Regions from separate parts of the Homo sapiens genome. Here region 2 is linked to region 1. Evidence: chromatin loops called from intact Hi-C (ENCODE). Cell type or tissue: dorsolateral prefrontal cortex. All regions are shown on one strand. Links, peaks and the distances in the headings refer to the core of each region. The heading gives the core; the rest is flanking DNA. Region 1 has its middle 240 kb from the start of TRK-TTT1-1. Region 2 has its middle 370 kb from the start of TRK-TTT1-1.

What was found. Hi-C counts contacts between places; a loop is a spot of excess contacts. Peaks named below come from ENCODE experiments on the same cell type or tissue, not always from the same donor. Only the 100,000 strongest peaks of a DNase experiment are listed, where the experiment ranks them.
Region 2: a loop joins it to region 1, with 8 times the contacts of the local background. A loop is called at or near these places in 4 of 110 quality-filtered maps.

Annotation. Positions count from the first base shown.
Region 1 is chr16:73,711,426-73,717,923 of GRCh38, reverse strand. It overlaps a transcript of ZFHX3 not described here. Among named protein-coding and RNA genes, the nearest start is that of TRK-TTT1-1, 240 kb to the right of the region's middle. RefSeq lists an enhancer at 3,440-3,734. In dorsolateral prefrontal cortex, for the core only: a CTCF peak has its summit at 3,616 (motif pointing left); DNase peaks (open chromatin) are centred at 3,583, 3,891 and 4,383; H3K4me3 peaks cover 1,381 bases; H3K27ac peaks cover 1,119 bases.
Region 2 is chr16:73,843,360-73,849,857 of GRCh38, reverse strand. It overlaps a transcript of ZFHX3 not described here. Among named protein-coding and RNA genes, the nearest start is that of TRK-TTT1-1, 370 kb to the right of the region's middle. In dorsolateral prefrontal cortex, for the core only: a CTCF peak has its summit at 3,204; a DNase peak (open chromatin) is centred at 3,217.

The DNA of each region.
Region 1 (6,498 bases), core at 2,260-4,759:
GATGGCTGTTGTGCTCTTTACACCAGAGCCACAGGCTGGAGGGCTGCATGCAAAGTGTGGGTAATTGTGCAGTTCTGGAACTGCACAATGTCCGCCTCTGGAACAATGTCTCGTAAAAATCTTAAGCGGCTATCACTTTTCATGGCTAATGAACTGGGGAACTGGGAATGAGATCTAGAGCCAATTCTTGGATTAAGTCTTCTAAGCCTCAAACAAGGCTGCGTTTAGGAACTGGGGGGAAGAGAGAGGTCCGAACTCGGAGATGAAGGAGAGTAAGCTCCAACCCTCCTCGGAGCCTAGCAACCTGCTTGAAGAGCTCACCAAGGACCAAGCAAGTGGGGACATGAATATCAAAAGGCTTGTTTGAGCGTCAAAAATGCATTTAGTGTAGTTTTCCATGTGATTTCTAAGAGGCTTGTTCTCATCTTAAGAAATATTTGAGGTTAGGTATATTTACATTCACATGCTGATTAGTAACCAGACAGTGGTGGCCTCCAGTGACCAGTGAGGAGGGCACTGGGGCAGGGAGTATCAGGAAACTTCTGGCACAAAGGGAATAAGTCAAATGGGAATCGGTGGTCTCTGTTACAGGTGGGTGGTCTTTGGAGAAAAGAGTTTCAGGGCAGATTCCATCCTGTGATGCACACATACAAGTAAGTAAATAAATAAGCAAACAAATAAATGCATGTCCTGTTTCTTTTTATTCCACACTAAAGACAATATCTGCAGGTGCATTAGCCCCCTGGGGAGAAGTGACAGCAAGCTAGAGCCCAGGTATAACTGCGTTCAGAATAGTTCAGGTAGGTCCCAACTACATCTCTGTCTTTCATCTGGTTTTCTTCTTGAGATACTGCAAATTTCCTTTTCTTCTTTTATTTTTTCTGCTGTTCTATGGCGCTTGCACTCATTTCCAAAGAAGGATGTGAACATTCTTTCATATGGCAAGGTGAAAATAATTTTATTTTCATCGCTTCCCTTACCTCCCCCTACCCCAACCTTATGATGGATTTACTTGAAAAAAAATAATGACGGGGCTTCACAAACTGGCCTGACAGTTGTGATGCAGAGAGCGAGCCGGCTGAGTAGGGACGGTGAGGCATCTCTGTACCTATTATGGCAAAAATCGATAATGCTTTCTGTAAATTGCTCCTCCCAAAGGAGCCGAACAAATGCAGAAGACAGGGGAAGCCATCACTCTGTGTGAAGGCCCTGCACGCTCGGACCGGTTCAATTATGAACAGGAGGGCGGTTAGGTCTGTGCGTGCGTGCATGCGTGTGTGTGTGTGTGTGTGTGTGTGTGTGTGTGTGTGTTCAGAGTAAGAATTCTGGGGGAGAAGGAACTTACTCATCATAAAATTTTAATTGTTCTCTTAGGTGCATCCTTCCATCTGTCCTTGAGAGGTGGGAGGTCCTGAGTCCTAGAAACCCTAGAAAATCCTTTGGAAGTTGCAAGGGGTGGATTAAGGAAAATAGCCCGTCTTTTTAATTGCGATTTCCTGGCCAGCAGCTTAATTGTTGTGGTGCTTTTCTAGAAACTCCCTTATCCTGGCTGTGGAAATTACATGCTGAATCTGTGGCTGTAAACAATCTTGTATATTTGGGCTGTGTTAGAATTTTCTTTACGTTCCAAATCTCTCATTTTAGTGATCTTTGAAAAGATAATATATCACAAATCCCTTGAGGGACATTTTTTTTTTCTGTAAGTTTATGACTCCTTCCCAGCCACCCATTCCCTCCCCTAAACTGCAAAAGAAATGGAAGTCATTTCCATAATGATGGTTCTTGTGGGCCATGGCTATATTTACTTTTTTTCTTAGCAGGAGGAGCGTAAAACTTAATTACTGCCATGAAACACAAGTTGATGGAAATAGACAAAAGACGTCAATAAAATAATTTTTCAAACAATGTGTAGGGTTAGGGAAATGGAGCACCTGGAATGCAAAGGTTTTATGCAGGTGGTTGTTTAAAAAATTAAGATGTAGAGGAAATATGCTGTTAGAAAGACCACTGGATTTGGAGCCAGGAGACCTAGAGCTTTAAAGACTAGCTATGGGCCAGGCACAGTGGCTCATGCCTGTAATCCCAGCACTTTGGGAGCCTGAGGTGGGTGGATCACGACGTCAGGAGTTCAAGACCAGCCTGGCCAAGATGGTGAAACCCCGACTCAACTAAAAGTACAAAAAAATTAGCAGGGCATGGTGGCGGGCACCTGTAATCGCAGCTACTTGGGGGGCTGAGGCAGAGAATTGCTTGAACCCTGGAGGCAGAGGTTGCAGAGAGCCGAGATCGCACCATTGCATTCCAGCCTGGGCAACATAGCGAGACTCTGTCTCAAAAAAAAAAAAAAAAAAAAAAAAAAAAGACCAGCTGTGGTACTTGCTAACTTGATGATCATAAGTTTCGGCCTCAGTGTCTTCATCTATAAAATGGGATGGTGACACCTCCATAAGCTCTCTCACAGGTTGTGAGGAAGTTATATGAAAATCCATTGCCAGCATGAAGTTGTTATAAGGATGTAAATTATTGTTGGCATTAAAGAAGATACGCAAGTCTACGTCCGTGTGGTAATTGAATGAGACGGTCAACTGGGTCTGTTCATAGCCATACTATGCCAGCATGCTTGATTTCATTTGGATGCTCTTCACTTTGATGCTCTTCAGTGAGGTCAATTTCCTGTGGGGCATGAGGCTCTAAGAAACCTAGGTCTCAACCCATGTTGAGGTCAAGCAGGCACGTGATGGGAAATGAAACTGCAGGGATGCCGGCAGTCAGAATTTTAGCCGAGAACCATCATGTGACACAAGTACAATTTCTAGTCATCCAGCTTGACCCGAGCAGGCAGATTGGGAGCAGATGCTATATGCTCAAATGAGAGGTAGCTGCAACTTCATGGGGGTAGGGAGGGCAGAGAAAAAGGAAGCATTTTTAAAAGGCAATGAACGATTCTCAGAGAGAGAGAGACCCGGACTTTATCCGAGGAGATGAGACTCTAGCATAGTTTGCAGTTGCTTTGTTAACCTGTTTTTGTTTAAATGAGCGGGAGCAGGACTAATAGATTACCATGTGAGAGGAGCTGGTATGAATTTCTGAGCAGGAAAGTGAAAAGCAGCAAGGAACAGATGATGAGACAAAAGGGAGACTACACCAAGACTAAAGTTTTGGAAAGGAGGGGAAGTGGATATTTTGGAAAACATCAAAAATAATCGTAGTCTTCATGACCCAAGGAAACCACACAGTAATGGTGGAAAGCATGTTCTAGCTGATCAGGAAGTTGGGAATAGATGCTAACACACATGTTGAAATGTTAACACACACGTGCAGACGTCTCCATGCCATAAAGCATTTGAATACCCAGGCAGGAAGAGAATCGGGAGATGGGGTGATTCGGAGGACACTGGGCTGGATGGAGACTTGAGGACACAAATACCTTAGGAAGACATAAAGCTAGTGGAATCCTACCATGCTGCTAGGACTCCCAGATCTAGCCAGTCTCTGTAGAGAAAGCATCTGAAGTTGAGGCAAATGGAGTCCCCTAACCCGTGCTTGGGAATGGAGATGTGTCCTTTCCAAGGGAAATGTTGTCTGACATCTGCCCCCTGCTGGAAGCAGCTGCCTTGCTTCCTAAAGATGGGGGAGAGCGAACAATTGCAGGAAAAAAAAATTGACCTATTAAAGTCAATAAGCCCAGGATCCTAATGTATCCAACTGCATCTGAATAGCGTATGAAAATTACCAAAATTGTCTTTTAAAACCTACTGATGTGGGTCACCCAAGCAGCATGCTCCCAGTTGTTAATAATTAATACTGAGCATCCTAGGGAGGAATCACTGTGGATAATTGTAGCCAGTAAGTACGAGTCTGGCAGCCCAGTGTGCCGCGGGTCAGAAAAGGGCAGTGAGGAAGGGATCATACATCAAGCTGGTGCCAGCCGCTGGGTATCGGTGATCTGCTTCCTCTGGCTGTACTTATTCTTCTGATGCGAAAGCCTTCTAAACAAGGCTGTGAATTGGTTTTCATGCTCGCATTGACAGATTGGGAAAGCAGTTTGTTCTACCAAATTTAACAATGATATATCATTATCACAACTTTGGGGGAAATCTATAAAATCAATAAGTTTGTAGCCTGAACAGGATTTGTATCGCTCGCTTGCTGTGCTGGTGTCAAAGCGTGAGCATATGGATTGAGTCACAGCCTGAGATCAATGGAATTTGTGGACAGTAAGCTCAATAACAAGCCCTTCTGAAAAGAAATAGATGTAAAAAGCAAATTTACTAGAGTATAAAAAAAAAAAAAAAGCTAATATCTTTTCTGTGCCTGGCTGTAAAGTGCTGTTTGGCTGCCGTTGGCTGCGGGTACTTTGAAAGCTGTCTGGAGTATGTGCCTGCAATTCCGAATGCTGCTGCGCCAGCTTCATGCATTGCATGGACAGTTGGGTGCTTCTATTTGCAGGGTTTGTGCTAGGAAACTCGCCAAGAATAGGAGGAGGAGGAAAAATAGCCCTTTATATTATAAACTGAATAAAGAATAAAAACAGTCAGTGTGTCTGCTGGGGAAAGACCACGGTGGCTTTATTTACTTTGTGCTGGTAGGACTTGCTAATGGAGAAAAATAAAAAGGCATAATTAAATAGTTTAATGAATTCGCAGCTCTTTTGTTTGAGTGGGACGGGAATGCATGTTCCGGAGAGGCCTCACAAAAAGCTTGGCTGGTAGTGAGTTAAAAGTAGGAAATCAGTTCTTTGAAGGCATTTTTATACTTCATTATCCCAGCATGTAAAATGACTTGTACTAAACGATTGGGGATTTTATTTTTCACTCTCTCTCTCTTTCTCTCCTTTTTCTAAACAAAAGAGAGCATGGGGTGGCTGGTGTCTAATTCCACTCCAGGTTCCAGAGCTGGAGATCAGCCCATTACCAGGCTGGTGGGCCAGCTCCTGCATATGGGAAAGTCCAGGGCTCTGAGCAATGCGGAGCCCCCATCAGCAGACAGCCCACCCTGCAATGTACATAGGACCTCAAGCTAGCGCAAATGGCCTGTAGTCTCTCCAGCATGAGGCAAAGTTATTGCCTATTGCTGGGCCACAAACTGGGGTGTCCTTTATGTTGTGTTTTCTGGGCAGCCAAGATTATATATCCCCCCTCTTACGGTGAAAACAAAGAAATACCTAGGGTGAAGGAAGCTGATTTTGCAGAACACTGATGCTGATTCTCAGCCCTGACTTGGTTTCCTTTTGTACTGTGGAGAGAATATGCTCCACAGTACAAAAGAGGGCAAGTCCTTCAGGAAGGCCAGCTGCTTCCAGACATGGCCACCTGCCCTTGCTCTGGCCACCAGATTCCCATGCTCAAAGAAGCCAAATGGGCACTGAGAGGCTCATAAGAGGTAGGCATGTCCCTCCAAATCAAGAGTCACACAGGGCTTGTGCTCCCTGAGCAAACTGGGAGAAAATTACACCCGAGAAGGATAACTTTAGCCTGCAACCTGGGCAGGGGCTGGGGAAGGGTCAGAGATTTCAGAGGCCTGGGTTTGAATTGAGATGTTCCCTGATAACCCACTGAGGAGAAGGCCCCAAGGAGAGGACAGCCTTTGTCCCCAAGGAAGAAGGGCAGCTTGGACATCTGACGAGGAGGCAGGCAGAGCTTGGTGGCAGAGGGCAGCCTGGGATATCTCTGCCCAGGCACGGGCCTTCGTTTTTTTTTAAAACTGCAGCTGGTTTGTTGAGCACAAGCTCAACCTCACAAACTTGGTGGCGACAAAGCTGGGGAAAATAAGGCCCATGATGAACCGGGGGTTTTCTTAGGCTCAGGACCAGACCTCACCATTCCTCCCTCATCTCTCCATCCTCCGTATGAGCCACAGGTATAAAGAGAGCAGAATGGTTGTTTATTCAGTGACTCGATGATTTCAAGTGATTGATGCATTCCTGCTTTCTTTTGCTTCCCCTTCTTTCCTGCCTGGGCTGTTTGGGCTCAGGGTTTCCCAGAGAGTGTGGCCAGGGCCAGGGCCTCAAGGGCTGTAGGTGGGGCTGGAGGGCCCCTTTATAGATTTGCTGTGAGATCTCTTCCAGCCAGAGAGAGAGCTCTCTCCTGAGCCTCCTGTGGCAACACTTGGAAGGTAACAGGAAAACAGCCCAGCTGAGATGGCTCTAGGTGACACACCTAATCCATCTTTGGAGGGGAAAGGCCCTCTTGGGTCTGAAAATAATTATTGTTTCTTTCCATCAGCCTCTTATTTTTTCTCCTCTCTCTGTGTCTGCTGTACTTGCTTTCAGTTTTGCTTCCAAATCTAGAGGTGCAGTGTGATTTTCTGGCTGAGTGGTGTCTGCCTCAGTCATATATCTGCACCCCCACTTCAGAAGACTGCTTCTTGGTGACCCCTTGGCTCTGTCACCTCCAACATATGGAGTCAACTGCCAGCAGCGGGCCATTTCCATTCAGTGATTTTGCCAGATTCAGAGATTTGCATTTATAAAGTCTCTCTCTGCCTTATTTGCTTATA
Region 2 (6,498 bases), core at 2,180-4,679, 130 kb before region 1:
GGGAGGCTGAGGCAGGAGAACCGCTTGAACCTGGGAGGTGGAGGTTGCAGTGAGCTGAGATCACGCCATCGTACTCTAGCCTGGGCGACAGAGCGAGAGTCCGTCTCAAAAATAAATAAATAAATGCTATATCAGTGGATGAAGGCAACAGCTCAGATTTCAGCAAATCCAGGATGTTGACAAATTCACTTATATATCTTCGAAGACTCAGTGAAGAAATGTGGACTGGCTAGTGGAACATAGTTTGTTGAATAACCGTGATCAACAACTTTTGGTAACTTGGGAGAATTACCCTCATTTCATAATCATTCCCAACCTGGAGGCCCTGTTATCTCTTTAAAATTTTAAACCAGGCCCTGTTATCCTTTTTTAAAATTGTATAATCGATCACTTACAGGAAAAAATAGAAATCATACCTTCCAGTATGCAAAGCGGGAGAGAACTAACACATTGGCTATTAGAGCCAGTGTTCTAAAGAAAAATCACAACAGGGGAGAAGGCTGAGTTCAGATGAAGTGAAGTGCAATAAAGGTAATTCAAATCCCAGTATTCAGATTCAAAGTTCAACTGCATGACTACAGGTCTTGTGAGATGTGGCTTCATAGCAGAAGTTCATATAAAAAGCAACATCAGGATGTGAATTGACGTCACACACCATGGGGCCCGCCTAAGGAGCGACTGTAACCTTTGACCATGTTTATAGATGTATACTGTGCAAAGCAAGGAAGGTGATTGTCTTTCCATACTTTGCACTGATGAGTTCAGTTTACACGTAGGAATATTTGAAAGGACATGGATAAAGCTAGAGTACATCCAGCAGTTGTTAACAAGAACAATGCTGTGTCTGGAAATTAAAAATACCAGTGAACTGAACAGTCGAAGAAAATGTTTAGCCTCAAAAGAAAACCCTTGGGAATTTCAAGTCCTGGAAGGAATGTGGCTTGTAGTTGCATGCTGGATGGCACCAAAAGACAAAATACATATGACAGAAAGTACGTATGAGTAAAAACTTGAGAAGAGACAGAAGCTGTTTCAACATAAGGAAGAAGTTTCCTGTAATTTTAGCACCATTACACATGGAATCTACTTCATAGCGATGTACTAAGTTCCGTCACCAACAGTGAAATTGGTCATTGTTTATCAGGATGTTATCACAGAATGAATGCATTGAGGAGGTGATTTGATTAGATGGTATCTAACATATCCATGAACCTGTGATTTAAAAAAATTCCTAATGTATATGATGTTCATGGGTGTTGAATTAATATGAACTTCACAATGAATTCCAGCACTGAAATATTCTGCAGTAAAGAAATCCATTGGATTATGTGGCCTTGAGAGTTTCTTAAACCTACTTTCCTTTGGTCTATTGCGTTTGAGGGGTATCTTGCATGGTGCCTGTTCTGTGGGCCAGGCTGTGGGAAGCACTGTTTTGAAGGACTCACCAGCTCTTGCTTTTATCTATTAGATATCAAGTAACGTTGCCCTAGTTTCATAACAGCTTATTGCCTAGGTTCAGTCCTGAGCATAGACCAGTGGAAAAAATAAGACTGGAAATAGGAAGCTCCTGAGTGCTCCTAAGAGAGTCTAGGAAGCTCCTGAGTGCTCCTAAGGGAGTCTAGTGTCTACTGGTCCTTGTCTCAGTTCTGAGAGTAGGACCAGCTCCAACTGCTATTTAGGGAAATGTTGCCCCCACTGAAATTAGCCCATGTCTAGACTAGATTGAGTGTAAACTGTAATGAGACAAAATTAGTTTACTCTTCCGGTGGGCCTTATTAATACTACTACTAATAAATATTGGCCGGGCGCGGTGGCTCACGCCTGTAATCCCAGCACTTTGGGAAGCCGAGGTGGGTGGATCATGAGGTCAGGAGTTTGAGACCAGTCTGGCCAATATGGTGAAACTCCATCTCTACTAAAAATCCAAAAAAAAAAAAAAAAAAAAAAAAAAAACTAGCCAGGCATAGTGGCACGTGCCCGTACTCCCAGCTACTCGGGAGGCTGAGGCAGGAGAATCACTTGAACCCAGGAGGCGGAAGTTGCACTGAGGCAAGATTGTGCCACTGTACTCCACCCTGGGCAATAGAGGGAGACTCCATCTCATCATAATAATAAATATTACTTATCAAATACTTGCTATATACTAGACACTGAACTGGGCACTTCCTATACATTGTCAAATTTAATCTTCCTAACAACTCTACAAGGTAGTTTTTATTAGTCCCATAAGACAGATGAGTAAACTGAAGACCCAGGAGGCTAAATAACTTGCTGAAGTTGGCTCATTCACCAAAGGATGGATGTGGGATGTCACTCTAGTTATTATAATTGACGCCAATTATACTATGAACAGATTCAACACACCAGATTGGATGAGTCTCTCTGGCCCAGGATAAGTCTACAAATGCCTGCCAAGGGTGCTGTTCTCCAGCAAGCCTCTCATGGGAATGCATTTTCCAGGGACCAGCCAAATCCCCCCTCGACACTGGTTTTTGTAGTTTGATGCTCATGTTCCTAGGACAGGAAGCAGTGTCATCCTTAAGGGCTTTTCTTTTTGAGATGAAGTTGCCCTCTTGTGGCCCAGGCTGGAGTGCAATGGGGCAGTCTCAGTTCACTTCAACCTCTGCCTCCTGGGTTTGAGTGATTCTCCTGCCTCAGCCTCCTGAGTAGCTGCGATTGCAGGCCTGCGCCTCCATGCCTGGCTAATTTTGTATTTTTAGTAGAGATGGGGTTTCACCATGTTGGTCAGGCTGGCCTTGAACTCCTGACCTCAGGTGATCCTCCTGCCTCAGCCTCCCAAAATGTTGGGATTACAGGCGTGAGCCACTGTGCCTGGCCCCTTAAGGGCTTTTAAAGCCCTGCAATCTTTGAGCACTAAGGGGAATCACTGTGACCTACAATATATAAACAAAGGAGAAAAAAAAACTATTTAAAAACAAGTTTAAAATAAAAAAAGGGCCTCCTTGCTGGAAAAATTTAATCAAGAGGTTAGTTTACTCTTTTATGGGGGTGTAGGAACGTGGATGATGGGTTATTCTTCATGGCTACATTTGTCTGTTATTTTTATTAATGTGTCTTTTAAAGTGTCCTATACCAGGACCTTTTCCACCAACATTGAAAGATTTGCCTCTGAGAATGAGAGGCCTGAGCTTCCACCGTAGGAATATCACACGTTTTCTCATGCACAAGTAAGTAGCAAGGGGGCGCCGAGACATTTGGCTTACTGCAGAGGCATCTGAGGCCTGTGCTTATTCATGCATATTTACAAGGTAATTAGTTGTCCATTCATTCATTAGCGTGTTTATAGGGCCACTCGCAAAGCCTCTCAATTTCAGCTTGAAGAGAGACAGCCAAGATTGGCCTCGAGGGAATACTTGGGTTAAACAGAGTCACAGCTTGATACAGTGAAACTCACCAATCCCCAAACCAGAACTAGTTGAGTAACTCAAATGTGATTTGTCAGTCACCTAGAAATGAGATCTTTAATTGGCTCATTCATGTTTTCCCTCGAAAACTTAGGCAGATACTCAGAGAGGATAGACGCTCCTATTTTTTAAGCCTTCCGTGTCCAGACAGAAATTTCAGTATTTCATTTTTTTTTCCTTTGACTCTTACTTAAATGGAAACATCACTTGCATACAGTCAAATTCACTCTTTGGTGTATAGATCCATGAATGTTGATGGCAATATACAGCTGTGTAACCACCGCTGCCAAGTACAGAACAATTTCAATGTGCTTTCAAAGTAAAGAGCTTTTGCAGGCCAGGCACAGTGGCTCATGCCTGCAATCCCAGCACTTGGGAGGCCTATGTGAGAAGATTGCTTGAGTCCAGAATTTAGAGAACAGCCTGGGCAATATGGTAAGACCCTGTCTCTACATTAGCTGGGCAGAGTGGCACATGCCTGTGTTCAGCTACTCAGGAGGCTGAGTAGCTACTCCTCTTGAGCCCAGGAATTTGAGGCTGCAGTAAGCCAAGATTGTGCCACTGCACTCCAGCCTGGGTGGCAGAGTGAGACTCTGTCTCTAAAAAAAAAGAGAAAAAAGAATTTTGGCATCTTTTTCAAAATCAGTTGAGCAGATCCTGAGTGAGACATGCCTTACTTCATGGATTGAGAAAAGACACTATTTTGAGAGACAAAGGACAGTTGCTGGAAGGTTTTGATCCATGACAACGCATGTTGGAAAAATCCTGACGGAGCCAGCAAGACTCAATCGAGTGACACAGCATCAGAAGAGAGTAAATAGATCTGCTGACTCGGAATTGATTGAGGGCTAGTTATCTGGTTTTCTAAAGCTGCTTTTTTTTTTTCTAAAAAATGAAGATGGATGATGTTTCCTCCTTATGTGGTTTGGTGTGAATTACTGTCATTCCAGTGGCCACCTAGATAACTGGACACAAATCTCTTTATATTTAAAATCCACTCGCTAAGTGCACGGGGCTGGTCTCACCACCCAGGAAGGAAGGTGCTTCTTGTACTAGCTCCTTTGCATTCCAGATGAGCTCCTCCTGGATATCAAAGACAGGCAGTTTGTAGAACCTGTGTTTTTGAAAATCTGCTCCTGTGTTAGATCTGAGAGAAAAAACGTCTGGCTCTTCAAATCATCTTCACACTCTCAAATCGCCTCTGAATCTTTGTTTTTCCTGGTTCCAGGTCCTCCACGAACGCACTTCCTATGGTCGCGTGCATGTTTCAATATTTAGTTCCTTCAGTTATTTCAAAATGACTTCAAACTCACTTCCTTCAGGAAATCTCCATTCAAACTAACCTCCTGGAAGAATAGAGGGTATCAGTGCATGGCTGCTTATAAAAAAGAGGAGCTCCTACCACCTCTTCCTTCTTTAGCCCTCATTTTGGGTTCCAGCAGCCTTTTGTTAATTCCCCTATTGCCCATTAGAGCAGCAGAGTGTGGGGTTGAGTGCCCCATTTTTAGAGTTGGAGGGCTATCTATCATCTATTCATCATCTTCCTACCATCCGCCTACCTACCTACCTACCTACCTATCCATCTATCAATCCCATCCATCCGTCTACCATCTGTCTACCCATTGATCTACCCATCATCTGTCTACTAATCTCTGTATTGTCTATCTCTGTCATCTAGTATCATTTACCTATCCATCTACCTATCATCTACATGTCTGCCTAACTTATCTGATCTCTCTCTATCGTCTGTCAATCATGTCTATCATCTTCCTGTCAGTCTGTCCATCCTTCCATCCCTCTACCCATCTTCCCATCCCCCCATCCCTCCCTCGAGCATGTTATTTATCATCTCAGGGTCTTAGTTTTCTCATCTATAAAATGGGACTAATAATAAAGCCTAGAAGACTGTTATAAGGATTAAGTGATGTATATTTAGCATTTAGAATAATTCCTGTCACATAGGAAGTCTCCATAGTATTGGCCTTCAATGTCTTCATTATTTTCATGATCTCCTTGTCTCCTTCCTTTTCTCATCTTCACTCATAAGAACAGGGTCATGCTTTCTTATTTGGGACTTTTGTCAAACCCTACCTTCAACCAAGTCCAAGTACCAGTAGCAAAACAGCTGTCCTGTTCAACCCCCCCAGTCATATAACTTCATCATATCTGGGACCTGGACCCATACATTTCACTGCATTTTGTACCTCTTTTCTTTTTATGGTTTGTTCATTTTTTTCTTACCTTATTGTTATTTCATGTGGTTGCCACTCCTGTTTCTGTATTCTTTGCAGGCATCTGTCCTTCTGAAACACTTGTTTGAAAGTATAGTCGCTTAGAACTGCACCAGGTAATATTTCATGGTGGTCACTGAAGGGTTTCTGGGTTACACAGGAAGGGTTGGCAATCCACAGCCCGCTGCCTAATTTTGTATGGCCTGGCAGCTAAGAATGATTTCTACATTTTTAAATCGTTGAAAAAAGAATTGAAAGAATATTTTGTTACACATGAAGACTACACAAAATCCAGATTTCATTGTCCATAAAGTTTTATTGAAACACAGCCACGCCCCTTTGTTTACAAACTGTCTGTGGCTGTTGTCATACGACAGAGGTGGAGTTGAGTAGCTGCGAAGGAGACCTAGTGGTCCAGAAAGCCTAAAATTTTTCCTGTCTGGCTCTTTACAGAAAATGTTTGCTGACTGCTGACTTGGAATCTCATTCTAAGTAAACCCACTGATTAAAAAATACAGGGTATCTTGCTGTGAGAAGCGGGGATTGAAGGCAGATGATACGAGGAGAGCAATCTTTGTAGAGCTGTTGTCTTGGGTTTTCAATATTTCCTATTCCTTGTCTGATGCATTTAACATATTTGATGGAATATGTGTTAAGTTGGTTTGCATAAGACTTCCATGTCAATTTCTTGATTCTCTACACCGCTGTAAGACCAGACCCTGTCATCTTTGACTACTGGGTTTCACAGGACACAATCCGTTTCCTCAGTGGCAAAGGCTTTGTTTCTTTGTGAACCACAGTAGTTCTTCCTGAATTTCTTTTATCGACGTTCAAAACCGGGC